2 separate regions of the Homo sapiens genome follow, and region 1 is linked to region 2. The links are chromatin contacts, found by Hi-C or POLR2A ChIA-PET in ENCODE. All regions are on one chromosome and are shown on one strand. The core of a region is the stretch at or near the end of the contact, and the rest is flanking DNA. Distances in the headings are between cores, read along the strand shown. Region 1 holds the start of SNHG28 (small nucleolar RNA host gene 28). Region 2 holds the start of FCRL6 (Fc receptor like 6).

Region 1 (7,217 bases), core at 4,718-7,217, 53 kb after region 2:
CTCAAAAAAAAGAAAACAAAAGAGGAGCACACAGAAGAAAATTCCGTGGGACTCCATATGACTCATGGTCTTGGGAATTAGGGGCTTAAGAGAAGATGACTAGAGGATGACTTCCTAGAGCCTGGGGAGAGAGTCAGAGAAGGAACTGAAACAATGAGGACTCACAGGCATCTCTTGAATAGATTTCCCATGGCTAGATGCCCTGGGAGACAAATGTAGGCAAATTCTGTGGATGCCAACGCAGGTTTCTGACGGCTATCAAAAGAGTAACCTGGAACCAAGGGGATACAAATTCTCTCAATAATTCTTCAGTGACCTGAGGAACCAGAATTCAGCTCCAGCAAGGCGGGGGAGAGATGGAAAAGGCGGAACTAGGAAGTAGGATGAAGACAATTTATGTAGTATTTAATAGAAGTAGCATAACTTTGTGCTGTTTGCATCTCTCTAGAAAAATAGAGAAAAATCAAGATGTACTTGAGATTTCCATTCTTGAGGCAACACTTGTGTGCCCAGCGTTCTGCTTGCCTGGGGTGACATGGTCCACCTAACTTTCCCAAGCCAGTTGTTAAATGCAGCCATTATTAAAAAGTAAATTACATACATTTATAATTAAATGATATTAAAACAAAGGTGATAAGTACTCAAAACTCACCACTTCCTGATGACTTTACTACAGTTCACTATTACCTAAGCTCTTAAAGTTATTTACTTCCTCCATTGTATCTGTATCATGGAAATACTATACAATCATGTGCTACTAAACATTTCTCCCAATTCCATGCCAGTCACATCATGTTGGTAGCTTGAATTCAGCCATAGTGGAAGCATTGACATCATGGAAATCAGCAAAGGCTACAAATCAGGGCTTCCCAGTCCCTACCCCACCCTACACCCTACTCCCAAAGCCACTGTTGAACATATGTCACCACAAGTGCTCTCCTCCAGCACTGAACAAGGTTTCATGCAGGAGAAATGAACAAAAAACACCAAGGCATCCCTGAAGCAAAATTGTTCAAACAGAAACTTCCTTCCCTCGTTCTCCTGGGGTGGTAAGTACAGTGACGACTGTGATCTCAGCATTGGATTTAGGAAATCTCTACCTTCCCTGTTGACTCACCCTAACAGGAAGCTGTTCTCAGAGTCTCTATAAAATCTCTCTTGCTGCTCTTTAGTGAGCCTTTCTTGCCAGAGCCTCACTGGTCCCACCCCCCAAATAGAGGCCAAGTCTGATCATGGCTCCCTTGTTCCTGGAATAGGGAAGATTATATCATTCAACAACCTGCACAGCCAACTGGCTGCCTCTGTCCCTCAGCACCTTTCAGGAAGCTAAGCTGGAGGCTCCTCAGACAGGGAGCACCCTCCCCAAGTCATCCTATACCATCCCCTGCCTTAGGGGATATTTTGCCTTAGGGCAAAAATATGCCAGGCACAGTGCCCTGCTGAAGATCTCTTCATCTATGACAAGTCGTCTTATAGGTGCTCATAAATATGACCAAATAAATGAAGGGATGGATGGTTCCTGGAGTTCTCTGCTCTTCTCCTTATTTAACGTCCTTTCCCTATACCTCTTCCCATTCCCAAGAACTCCCCACCTTCCCACCCCCAAGACAGTGGTCTCTGGTTCCTTTTGCCTCATTACTATCTCTCATGTCTCTCAGCACGCTCTATAAAAGCAGAGCTGGCAATGCCATCACCCCTTTGCAAATACCCAAGTCATCTTGAGGGTTTCCTAGTTATGTGTTACTAAGAAGTGTTTAGGGGCTTCCTAAAGACACTTTGAGGCCCATGCACACCCCACACCTCCTGTGGCCCTAGAATAGGAGCAGGAAAAATGAGGAAGACTAGCTTCTCCTCAAGAGAAAAGAGACAAAGAGAGAAGAAAGAGGCTGGGCTCTCAACAAGCAAGCAGCTGGGGAAAGGAAAGTAGAACGAAGTGACCTTGAAGTACTGTGCTCTTCTGAACACCTCCTACCAACTAGACCAGACAAGTGTCCAGTTGTGTCCCTGTTGCAGCCATCCTGTATGGAGTGCAACCACTTTGTCCACTAGAGGCAGCTGAATTAGAAATACAATGCTCTGGGGTCCCTAAGAGTAGAACTTGGATCAAGGGATAAAAGCTATATGGGGACAAAAACCGGGTTCAGAGAAATGTTCTGTTGAATATTGACAGTCAGAGGCCAAGTGGCCTGCCTCGGAAGGTAGTGAGCTGCCATTGGAGGTTGTCAAGAAGACGTTACATACCCTTTGTCAGGAATGCTATAGAAGGAATTCAAATGCCAGAGAAACAGCCTGCTGTCCTGGAATCAAACATGCCTAGATCAAATCCTGAATTATCTTTATTATCTTTGTTGCCTTGGTCAAGATACCTAATCCCTCTGAGCCTCAGTTTATTCATCTGTATAATGGGGATAATACACAACCTCATAGGACTAAAGTAAGGAATAAATAAGACAAAAAATCAAAAAGCACCTAACACTTAATAGGTGCTCAATAAATGCCAATCCCCTTCCCACCAAAAGGGGGAGCTGGGTTAGTTGGCCTTGAAGGTCTTTCTACACCAGAGAGTATGACTCTAAAACACTTCCTGGCTATTAAGAAAGAAGGCATACATCTGAAAGAGATAAAAGAAGTCAAGATTAGGTCAATGAGGGGAAGAGAAAGAAGGATGCTAAGAATGGTCAGGGATCATTTAGAGGTCATCCATGACAGAGCCGTGTTTCCTCTCAACTGACCTTCTAGAATAAAATGGAAAAGTAAGATTGGGGATTTAAAGTCCAGCCTGAGGGGCCTCAGTTTCCCTATCTGTATAGTGAAGGAGTAGGATTTTTTTTAGGTCAGACTTCAGAGTAATCATATTGAACTTTACTTCATAATGCTCAGTAAACACAGCTCATTATAAATCCAGCCAAGGCCTTTCCCAGCAACTCATGCAGCTATATAAAATCACTAATACCTGCAGAGTGCACATCCCTTCCCAAGGACAGGGGGCCTGGGAGAATGAGATGACTAGTTTTATGTGACAATGGATGTGAAACAGCAACAGTATTGACCGACACCGAATTAAGGGGAAAATATGAAGGAAAAAAATCAAAGACAGACAGACAGACAGACAGACACACATACACACACACACACACACACACACACACGCAGCAACCTGCCAAAAGAATAATATTGAGATCCTGGTTTTGATAGAACTAAATATAACATCTTATATTTCCACAAGCAAATTGCCCAACAAATTGAAATGGAAATATTCTAATGTTACTACAGACAGATATAATGTCAACAACTTGCTATTCTCCTCAATAATTCATTATAAACCAATTTAAAGACCTACAGTACATTGAAAACAACCACCAAAATATTCCAGAGTTAAGTGTAAACAAATAATATGAAAGAATCAAGAAGGATGACCAAATAAAATCAAGGCAGGCCAAACAAATGAAACACAAAGTCCAAAAGGATTCTGAGGAAGGTCTAAGCTAAGTTCTAACATCCCTGAAACAAGGGACCAAAGTGGTAAGGTAACACCATCCAAGTTGTAGCATGGAAATGATAGAACCCACACTACTTTTCCTGATACTTGTCTCCTAGCAGACATGAAACTGCTGATTTCAGGAACTTACCCTTTCAAATATATTTTTGCTACCAAAGCACAAATAATCTAACATAAAATGAACTCTTTAAATACAAATAAATTACATATAAAATAAGAAACAGCCCAGACAATTCAGATGTACAAGCACCTACCCTCTGCATCACTATACTGTCCTCATCAGCTCATCAAATACAAAATCATTCACATTCATCAAATACCCAGTTGAACTATGAGGTTCCTTCTTAAATCTTGGGCATTTAGGATGGACCTAACTGTTTTTTTTTAAGTTTAATCTTTCTCAGCACAGGAAATTAATCCAGCCAAGCTTCTCCTATTAATCATTTCTATTCCATATTAGAAATTCTTAAATTATAGGCAAGTGGGCATTGCATTAGCAAAGTAGATTCCAATGCCCAACAGAGATGATGTTGAACAAAGAAGGATTAGTAGAGCTTGTCTACTTGTCTGCATCCCCCTCCTTGCTGTGTGACCACCTGGTCCCTTTATCAACAAAGGAACATCTATAACACTGCCCACTTTACTTACTGTTTGCTTAGCAAATATATCCTTGGAACTTTATCTCAAACATTACTCTTCAATTAAGCACTCCCCATCTCACTAAACAAGAGAGGACGTCTTGCGCCTATTAACAAAAACAGTGCTTATTGATTTCCACTTTTGAACCAAAAATGACTAAAACATCCCCCAAAATACATTGTAAATATCATGACAAGGTGTTTAACAAAACAAGTGCTGGTAAATACTAAATAGCTCAATTAATCCCTATCTAGGAGTGGCTGACTACTTCAGGGTGTAAGAACGTGGAGCTGGATCTCAGAAAGGCCTAGATTCTCACCACAGAATATTCCATCATAAGGCAGTAACTGTAAAATATCTAAAAACTTTTTTTTTCTAGCATAAAGTAATGCTGCCACACTCATTCACTTGGTATTTCTCAAACATCTCCTGCAGAATGGGCTCTGCACAAGTTGACCAACTGCAGACAAATGAAAAAAAAAAAAGAACCACAAAAATAATTGTTCTAAAACACCAGCAGCATCTAGGTGAAGGGATTTACCATACTCTCCGAGTTCCATAATATATGCTATATAAATATTATTCCCCCTCCTTCCTGCACTTCACCCAGCACCCTAGAACTGTGGCACTTAGTTTTTTAATATAAGAGGTTGTAGTCTTATTTTCACATGTCCTTGTTTCTGTCTCACCGGATGCCTGTGCCTTCTGTGCTCCAAGGACTGGTTTCCTTTTAGCTTTCAGCAACATACAAAGACTCCCTAGACCTTCAGAGCACATTATTCTCAATAGAAAATCTTGACATGTGAAAACTTTGAATATTTAGAAATGGCAAGTGTATTGCACTTTGTCGGTTCCTCAGTTTATTTTACGGTCGTAGATATTCTGAGCTAATTCTTTTTGTCTTTGTTTTCCTTTTATCTGCACTTTGTATGTTGTTCAGAGGAGTTGCCCTGGATGGCCCCTTCCAGCTCTGACTGCCAGGGATCTAAGCAGGAGGGAGGAGAGGGGGCGTGGTCGAGGCGAGCGACAGAAGCAACCCTCCCCGGCCCTGGGCAGGGTTCGCCACCCCGTGCCCAACCTCCGTGGAACGCGGACAGCCACTTCGGACTCACGTCTCAATGTTTCTTTATTGTGCTAACACTGCTGCCTCAGAGCTCAGACCTCACACACAGAACAATTCGTCCAGACAGACCCCCACCCACCCGGCCCCCGGGGCCCTCTGCTTAGGCTGGGGACACCAGGCCTCCGGCCTCAGCCGCTCTAGGACACTCAGCCTCCTCCTCCCTCCCTCTCCCCCAAGCCTTCGGTCCCGGGGGTGCGGAGAAGGCTCAGGATCGCCTTCCTCCGCCCTCGCCCGCCCCTTCCCACTTTTGGGGAGGAGGCTCTGCCTCCCTACGCATTTCCTTAGGGAAATGCCTTCACCCCCAGCCGCCTGGCAGCCTGGGGCGAGCGAGGTCGTCCCCAGCCCCGACGTGTCCCCAGCTGCAGACAGAGAGCCCCGCGCCCTCCTCCTGGCTGGGGCGCAGCCCGGCCCGGCGCGCGCGCTCACACCAAGAGGCCGTTCTTGCACTGCACCGGCCCCTCGGCGCAGTCAGCCGGCTCCGCGCTCTTGACCTTGACGTAGACCGGGGAGGGGCCCGCTTCGCAGGCGGCGGCGGCGGTGCAGGGCGCCAGGGCCACGTCCTCGGGGCCGCCGCAGGGGGGAGGCGCGTACTTGCGGCGCAGGGAGCGGCTGACGTTCTGCGTCGGGTACCCCAGGAGGTGGGTGACGCGGCTGCCGCGCCCGCTGGCCTTGCACCCGGGCGCCACGGCGTCCTCTCTGTGGAAAACAACAGGCGGGCGGGTGAGCGGGCTGCTCCGCAGCGGGGCGTGGGCACGGCCTGGGCAGAGCCGGGGGCTCTTGGCAACCTCTTGTCTCCCGCGCCTCCCTCCACCTGCCCTCGTCTCTCTCCCTCGGCCTCGACCTACTGTCCTTTGTGACCCTTCCTGGGTCGGCGACCCTGCAGCGGTCCCGGAGCCAGCATCCCCATCCTCCAGACAGGGCTTGTCCACGCGTATCTGGAGAGCCCTGCAGGCAGCCCCCTCCAGGCCCCTGCAATCCCTTTCTGATGTTTCGCAGGCCCAGAAGAAGGTGCTTTTCCTCTTCTTCTTTCCTTAGCTAATCCTGACCTTGCTCGAGCAATCTCTCTCTTTCTCACCTCCTGCCCCTCAGTCTTCTCCATCTTTCCCTCCATCCCCGAGGCATTGCAATCATTAGCACTACTAGACTTGTTCTATTTTTATTTCTAGTTTGCTTCTAATATAAGTTATTAGCACTATTCTTATTATTAGCTCTTCTTAAATAATAATGTCAGAGTTCTTACCGGCGCAGTACAGGGGAAACGTGAAAAAACATAGGCCCTGCCCTCCAGGAGCTTACAGTCTAGACAAGACAGACAGGTGCGTAGGCAGGAGGGAAATGGAAGGCAGGGAGCAGAGGTGAAGACTGGGGTGGCAGGGGGAGGGGAAAGCCATGAGTTGGGTGGCAGGTCGACATGCCGCAGTCCCAGCACTCCGTGGCGATGGCGGGCAGGGTTGGGGTGGGGGGCCCAGCCGGCCGGTGGCAGGCAGGAGTGAGGTGGGCAGGGCGCCGGTTCCCTGCCGCACAGCAGCATGCAGCATGCATCAGGTTTTACCTGATCTCACTAGCCAAGTCGCCGCAGGCCCCTCCGCCGACCCCGCCGCCGTTGCCGTAGCCGAAGGCACCGCGGGCGCCGCCAGCCCCGGAGCCCCCGCAGCAGCAGCAGACGAGCCCCCAGATGCCTACGGCCAGGCAGCCCAGCGCGAGCAGAGAGCCCAGGACGATGCCGATGATCACGCCTATACGCCGGGAGTCTGTGGAGAGAAGTGGAGGCAGGTCAGGCTTTCTCACAGCCTGGCAGGTGCCTGAGGGAACAGCACCAGGAGGTGCCAGGTCAGGGGTTAATGGGAAAGAGGGAGAGGGACCCAGGGGGTCTCTTAGCCCTGGAACACCCAGTGGGGAAGATATGGGGAGATGCAAGTTAACCCCTCGTGTCAGCATGCTTCTCCCAGGGCTTCC
Region 2 (6,906 bases), core at 13-2,512:
CGTGAACTCCCATGTTCTGTCCACAGAGGAGATGAGAATGTGTGACCTCTTTTTCTGTTGAGGGAACATTGAATAATTTCCAGTTTTTATCTATTACAAATGATGCTGCTATGAGCACTCTTGTATATGTTTTTTCAGGCTTATATGTATACATTTCTGTTTGACATTTACCCAGGAGTGAAAATGCTGAGCCATCAGGGATCCCTGTGTTTAGTTTTGGTAGATTCTGCCAAGCCATTTTCTAGTGACTGTACCAATTTATATTCCCACTAGTGGTGTACAAGAGTTCTAGTTTCTTCACATCCTCACCAATACTCAGTAGAGGATTGCATGGGGAGGGTCACGGGCTCCCCCAGACCCAGCTCAGTCTCAGCTGGTATCACTCCCTTATTCTTATGGAAGGTGTAGTGGTATCTTATTATGGTTTAAATTTGCATTTCCACGGTGATTTATGATGTCTAGCTCCTTTTGCTATGTTGATTTGACACGTGGATATCTGCTTCTGTGAAGTACCTATCCAATTATTTTTGCCCATTTTTCTAGTATGTTGTCTGTCCTTTTCTTACTGACTTGCAGAAATTCTTATATTTCTTCTGTGGGCCCTTTGTCAGCTACATGTATTTAAACTATCTCATCACACCACAGCTTGCCTGTTCCTTCTCTTAATGGTGTCTTTTAAGGAATAGTTCTCAAAATCATACTGACAGTCTTAAAAGCCTCAGATGCCGAAGCTCCATCTGTGTTCTACTCCAGACTCATCGATGTCTGATTCCCTCCTGAACTGAGGATCCTGTGAAGCATCCTCAGGGCTCCACTTCTCCATCGCATTGCAGCATCCACACACATTTACCTCTGGAGACAGGAGCTCCTTGGAAGCTGGGAGGTCACTCGGTGGTCAAGGGGTAGATGATCTTAGTTTTACAGTGCTGCGCTGTCTCCCAGGCTGAATGACGCTGAAGCCAAGCAAATTCGGGCAGTCTCTGGACCTTTCTAATGGAGGTGTCCCATAACCATGTTCCATCCTAGTTCCCTGGCATAGGCTTGTTGAAGCTGCAGAAAATGTCAGGGATTTATTAGTGATTTACCGACTCCTTCATACTTAGTGTTCAGGAAAATTTATTCATGTAATACTTCTTCAACCAAAGAGGAAATATCAATTAGAGCTTTGTAAGTTTCTTTTCCACTTCCTATTTTGGCTATCAAGCTATAGCACCACCCAGCTCAGGCCACCCACCCACCTTCGGTCCTGAGGCCTGGTTGCTCTCTGCCGGCTTCGCCCTGACCTGTTTCTGACCTGTGTTCCCTCCGCTGTGCCAGAACAGGCCCCATGCTGCTCTGGACGGCTGTGCTGCTCTTTGGTAAGTCAACGAGCATGGGCATCCCCTCTTGGAGCACTAAGGACCGTAAGTCATCCCTGAGACACCAAGTTCCTCATCTTACCTTTCCCAATTCCAGTGGGTTTGTGGCTGGAGCTCAAGACAGGTGTGTGCACCTGGGCATGCTTGGGAGAGATGGGCACTGGGGTAGGAGAAACTCCTCAGTGTTTCCTACCCCGTAGTCCTGGGTCCTTGGCAGCGCAGCCCTTTGATATGTCAGAGATAAATTAGGGAGGCAGAAAATCACATTACAAAGTCCCCTAACTTCCCAATGACATTTCTACCTTGTGACATCAGGTTAAAATACTAATCAGAGCTGTCTCAAAAGGAAATGGAGGTTGCAGGAGGGAAGGAGGCTGCTGGGGGCAACAGGGAAGGAGTCAGGGAAATGAGGGGAAACAGTCCCAGGCATTTTGCTCAGCAATGGGAGGTGGAATTTTACAGGGTGACATATTTTTATGGAGCCTCAGCATTTTCTTAGAACCAGGTAACAATGGCCAGACCTCTCACCTGGTTGAAAGGCCTGTGCTCTGAGTAACCAAAGCCCTTTTCAAATTGACTGTCTCTCTTCCGCCTACATCTTCTCTCTGTTGGGAGCTGTTTCAGATCCATGGGGCTGGTTTGAAGAATCAACTCCATTGTCTGATCCATGTCTCTCTCTCTCTTCTCTCCATTTCTTCTCATGCAGGCTACTTGTAACTAAGAGAGCTGGTCTAAGGGTAGAGGATTGCACGCAGAGGGTCACTGGGCTCCCCCAGACCCAGCTCAGTCTCAGCCAGTGTCACCCCCCTTATACCTAAAAGAAATAATTTGGCATATATTTTGTTTCACTTTACAGTTTCCAAGTGGACCTACTTTTTGTTTAATTCTTGGTCCCAATAGCTTGCTTGCTATTTGTATTCCTTGAACTAGAAAAGCAAAACTGTTCCTAAATATAACCTCTTCCTGGACAGAGTTTGTGAGAATTTGACCCTGTGAGGAAAATGCCCCTTCCACTCAATGTTCCTTCTCCAGCATAGCATGCTACTCGTGTGTTCTATGAATGGCCATTTGGACAAATGAAAAGGTCTAATGCTCACACTGAGGCGGGGACAGGATAGCCTAATGCCTGGATATACTCCAGGCAGAAGACTCCCAGGGGCAAATGGCACTACCGGCACTACCTTGTAAAAGGAACAGCCCTTGGACTTGTCTAGATACAGTCTGAGAGTGTTCCAGCTTGGAACCCAGGACGAGGATGACAGACAGCAAATGAGGAGAGGAAGGGAATCAGTGACCGGCTGACTGGTGCACAGTGTAATGGAGAATCCAGCACCAGCAAATTTGGTCCCACTTGATGCTCAGGGACCCTGGAAAAACAGCCTAAAACACAGACACTGGGGCTGGGTGTGTAGCAACATTTATCTTACCATAAGTGTAGAGCTGCTATTTCCTCTCTCAAGAGCAGGGTGTGGTCATAATAAATTGGTGGCTATTACTATTATTGGCTGTCAGGGCTCCGGGAGGAAAGGAATCCTGACATTGAGCATGTGGGGACCTGGCTGAATGTGAAATATGTATTTAAAGTTTGGGAAATTAGGCTTAATTTTCTTCTGAGCTGAACATTAGCCAACTTCCCTCCTACCACTGGAGGCTGCTCCCCGCATTCTCACACAGCGTCCATAGGAGGTGTCATGGGGTCCCATACAGCCCTCCCAGCAATGTGACTGCTGCAGCTTGGCACTGCAGCCTGTTCCACAGTGCTAGAGCTCAGTGGTGAGAGAGTTCTTCATGTTGAGCCGAAATCTGCCTCCATGATCCCTCTAGTTTCCATTTCTGTCCTATAAAGTAACTCAGAATAAGTCTCCCCCTTCTTTTAAGCTTAGCCCACCAAGTATTTTGTGTCTTTCCTCTGTTGCATCTTTCCCAGATAAATATCTCCCGATCCCTCAGAAACTTTAAGAGGAAATTATCCTGCTCCTAGAGTTGGCAGGGGCTCCTGCCTTCATTTTTCGGAATTCTATTACGCAACTTGGTTTGACCATAGCTCTTGGCCACTTCATGATACTGTCACCTCATCTTCAGCCTATAGCTAATGGAGGTCCCTGGGCCCTCATTGCAGGAACTGCTGTAAGCAGGTGTCACCCCCTGTGTATGTTCCCAGTTGGCTGCTGTTTTGATTGCAGAAACCAATTTTGTAATCCCACCTCCAAGATCTTGCAGTACCATGGGGAGCAAGTCATTGAGATTTGGGGACAGGAGCTCATTTTAAGTGCATCTATGCTTCCTGAGTGCCTTCTGTCTTGTTTTTGGCTTCAGTAGTCTCAACCCTGTTTGTTTAGCACTTTGTAGCTGCACAATTGTTTTCCAGTGAGGTGGGGAAGGGAAGGAAGACATAACTACAGAGTAAGGTCTCTGTCACTCTGAGGTCAGGCCTTCTTTCTGCTTTCAGTTAATGTAGTAACCACTTTCCCAGGCAGTGGGTCAACATAACCTTCACAACTACACTGTAAGAAAAAAATGACTATTATCATTTCTATTATGTGATATGACAGAATGAGATATTGAAGGCTCTTGGAACTTAGACAACTTGTTCAAGGTCGTACAGAAAGAGGCAAATTCATGACTCAAGTCCAGGTCATCTGATTCCAAATCCTGCATGCTTTCCACTACACCGAGCTCATAGATGGGGGTTAGGGGTGGAGATGGAGGGATGATAAAGAAGAGACTCATTGTTCTGCACACTCTTGAGAGCATATGACTGAGCTGACCCTGAGCTGAATAGAGAATTGAGCTGAAAGATTCCACCTGTGTCCAAAGTAGTGTAGAAAGCAAAGATGATACCATGTGACAGAGCCAAACATCTGCTCTTAGAGGGTTTTCACCCACCCTTCCCAAGGCCATTCTTGCATTTTTTTTTTGGTGTTATGTAAAATACCTAGGACATGCCAGCAATGCAGGACACAAGTAAATGTATGAGGATTGGCTGGACTGACTGCACTCAGCCCTACATTCATTCATTGTTTCACACCTTGCCCCAAAGTCCAGAAGATTCTTCACTGCTTCATATCCAGCTATGACCTTCAATTTCAGGTCTTCCATTGTTTGGGCTATTCAAACCTATCTAACCATATCTGTCATCATTTTGTGAGTTGGCCCCTCTTCCCAGGTCACCTGTTCTCACACATTCACTCATTTAAAAACATGAATGTAGCACATCCAAGATGCAAGCATGATGTGGGATGCATCCAGTTTGTTTGTAGTTCTCTCATTCATCCATGCTGCCTGATAATGTCTCACATCCTTTAATGATTACTCTTTCAGGGGACTTATCCTCCTCAGTCTGGTCACTTCCATACCCTTTTTGCCAGAGCTCTGTGGAGAGATGGGACCACAAGAATCAGGTCCTGCCCTTGCTATATGGGTTCTCCTGTAGATGTTGGAGGTAGGACCCTCAGGCACATTCGTACAAGAGTCTAGTCCTATGTTTTCTACTTTTTGCTTCCCACCTCGTACAATGGGATGCAAAGGAAAACATTCATGCATTTATTCAGCAGATGCTTACTGAACACAGACTATGTTCCAGGCACAGGTCTTGGGCATAGAAAATATAGCAATGAGTAAAATAAGCAGAGTCCCTGCTACTATGGAGCTTATATTCTAGCCAGAGAGAGAGGTGATAACATGTAGGCAATTTAATGAATAAGATAAATTCAAATAGTGATAAGTGTTTTGAAGATAATACAATGGGGCATTGTTTTAGTGATTGGGGAAAATTCTTTTGATTGGAGTCCCAGGGAAGACCTGTTTGAGAAGGCAACATTTGAACTGTGATAGGGCAAAGAGTTCTAGGGAGTACGTCCAGCACAAACGTTGAGTAGTCAAGTGGCCGGGTGGTTGGGTGGTTGGGTGGTTGGATGGTTGGATGGTTGGGTGGTTGGATGGCTGATGGCTGGGTTGTTTGGTGGTTGAGTGGTTATGTGGTTGGATGGTTGGATGGCTGTGTGGATGGGTGGCTAGGAGGTTTGGTGGCCGGGTGGTTGGTTGAATGGGTGTAAGTCCCCATTGCTGAAGTGACAGGCCTCCTTGTCAGAAAGCTCTTTTTGCTACTTAACCTAATTGTGTTACTTTGTTCTCTTGCAGTTCCCTGTGTTGGGAAAACTGGTAAGTTGTGTCCATGTCTCTTCTAATTCAAAGTATGTCTATGGGCCAAAACTTACTGGATGGGAACAGGACAGTGCCATGGGGTCCCCCAGAAACATCTGCAGAGCAGCACCAGACTAGGCCCCTTCCTCAGGAGTCTTGGCCAGTTCCTAGGAAAAGGAGGAACTTGGAACTCCACTAGTCTAAGGCCAAGGGTAGTCCTAGGGTGACACAAGCCTCAGCAGTGGGACTCTAGGCCTCTATCTTATACCCTTAAAAGTGTCTGTGGCCTCTGTCTTCTCTTCAAGTGGTTCTGGAGCTCTTATATTCTCAACTCAACAAGACTGGGACTCCCTTCCTTCCTTTTATGTTCAGAGAAGCAGCAGGCACCTTTTTCTGCTGATCAGTCTTCCTTCCTTCCTCAGATCCCCTTCCCTCCAGCCCATTCTGTGACACTGACCTCCATGGAGCTTTCTGTCAAACAGGAAAAAATTCTGATCTATGAAATCTTGACCTCCAAGGACATATTCTGTGATTCCAGGGGGAGATAATTCAAACCAATACTTAGTGCTGTTAGAAAAAGCAGTAGTGGAAGCAAGACCTGCTGTTCGGTAATGCGGTGAGCATCGTTACTTCCAGGGTGAGGAGAGTGGGTCCTAAGGATCCAGAAGATCCAGGCAAGAGCAGGATGTGCTGGGGCTCCCTAACTGTTACTCCTCATTAGTCTCAGGCCATCAGGCCTGCTCAGAAGGCTGTCTGGGAATGGGGGTGTCTGGCTTATCAAAGAGATGATACAGGCTGGGGACAGATACAGGCTGGGGACAGATACAGACTGGGGACAGGCTCAGCCTGCCCTGCAGGTGATGGTGGATCCCTGGGAGCTCTTCTCCTGCTCACATCAGTGCACAGAATACATTTTAGGAATAGAGACAGAGAGAACAGATCCCTTCCATAAGAGTGGTGGAAGATGAAACGCCCTGCTGAGGGTAGAGATGGAGGCTGGGCCTAAGGAAGCCCAATGAGGAAGACAGGAGGGAGAGAACTCAGGCTGTGGCACCTCCAACATGCCCCACCAGCTGCTTTCTGGTGGACACAGATGCTGCTATTATCAGAAGTGAAGGCTGCAGAAAGTGTCACATTAGGTAGCCACAGGAGGAGAAGCCAATCTAGGCTGGAGGGAATTGAGTCAGGAGGAATGAGGCAAGACAATGAACAGAATGAATGCAATTAAGCCAAGCTTGGCAAGGCAGACAGGAAAGTGCAATATAAAAGAAGACAAGGAGGGTGGGTGGGAGGAAAGCCAGAGAGAAGACACAGGGAGAGGAAAGAAGGGGAGGGGAAGGGAAAGGAATAAAGAGAAAGAGGGAAGAGGAAGGAGAGAAGAAGGAAAGGAAGGAGGAGTAAAGGA

Evidence for each region. A loop is a pair of places that touch in the nucleus more often than their neighbours do. ChIA-PET counts read pairs that join two places held with the same protein, here RNA polymerase II (POLR2A). Pooled maps may share reads with other maps.
Region 1: a map of ovary shows a loop between it and region 2 (10-fold over the local background). The contact joins the promoter of SNHG28 here to the promoter of FCRL6 in region 2. A Hi-C loop is called at or near these places in 16 of 168 maps with a recorded cell type or tissue (CD8-positive, alpha-beta T cell, HCT116, MCF 10A and 13 more) and 18 of 50 pooled maps. POLR2A ChIA-PET finds 5 or more read pairs at or near these places in 5 of 52 experiments (B cell, H1, MCF 10A and 2 more).

Annotation. Positions count from the first base shown.
Region 1 is chr1:159,849,070-159,856,286 of GRCh38, forward strand. It overlaps SNHG28 (small nucleolar RNA host gene 28), which reads right to left and starts at 5,968. Exons shown (of 5, transcript NR_147125.1): 1 at 5,688-5,968. It overlaps VSIG8 (V-set and immunoglobulin domain containing 8), which reads right to left. Exons shown (of 7, transcript NM_001013661.1): 6 at 6,814-7,012; 7 at 5,247-5,957. The coding sequence ends at 5,684. LOC107985216 (a long non-coding RNA gene) reads left to right here and starts at 5,778. Exons shown (of 2, transcript XR_001738263.2): 1 at 5,778-5,899. It overlaps LOC124900450 (small nucleolar RNA SNORD64), which reads right to left and starts at 2,903; the gene lies at 2,837-2,903. RefSeq lists a silencer at 5,581-5,990.
Region 2 is chr1:159,801,098-159,808,003 of GRCh38, forward strand. It overlaps FCRL6 (Fc receptor like 6), which reads left to right and starts at 1,263. Exons shown (of 10, transcript NM_001004310.3): 1 at 1,263-1,358; 2 at 5,499-5,519. The coding sequence starts at 1,328. It overlaps LOC105371464 (a long non-coding RNA gene), which reads right to left and starts at 5,933. Exons shown (of 3, transcript XR_922195.2): 1 at 1,441-5,933; 2 at 851-1,050.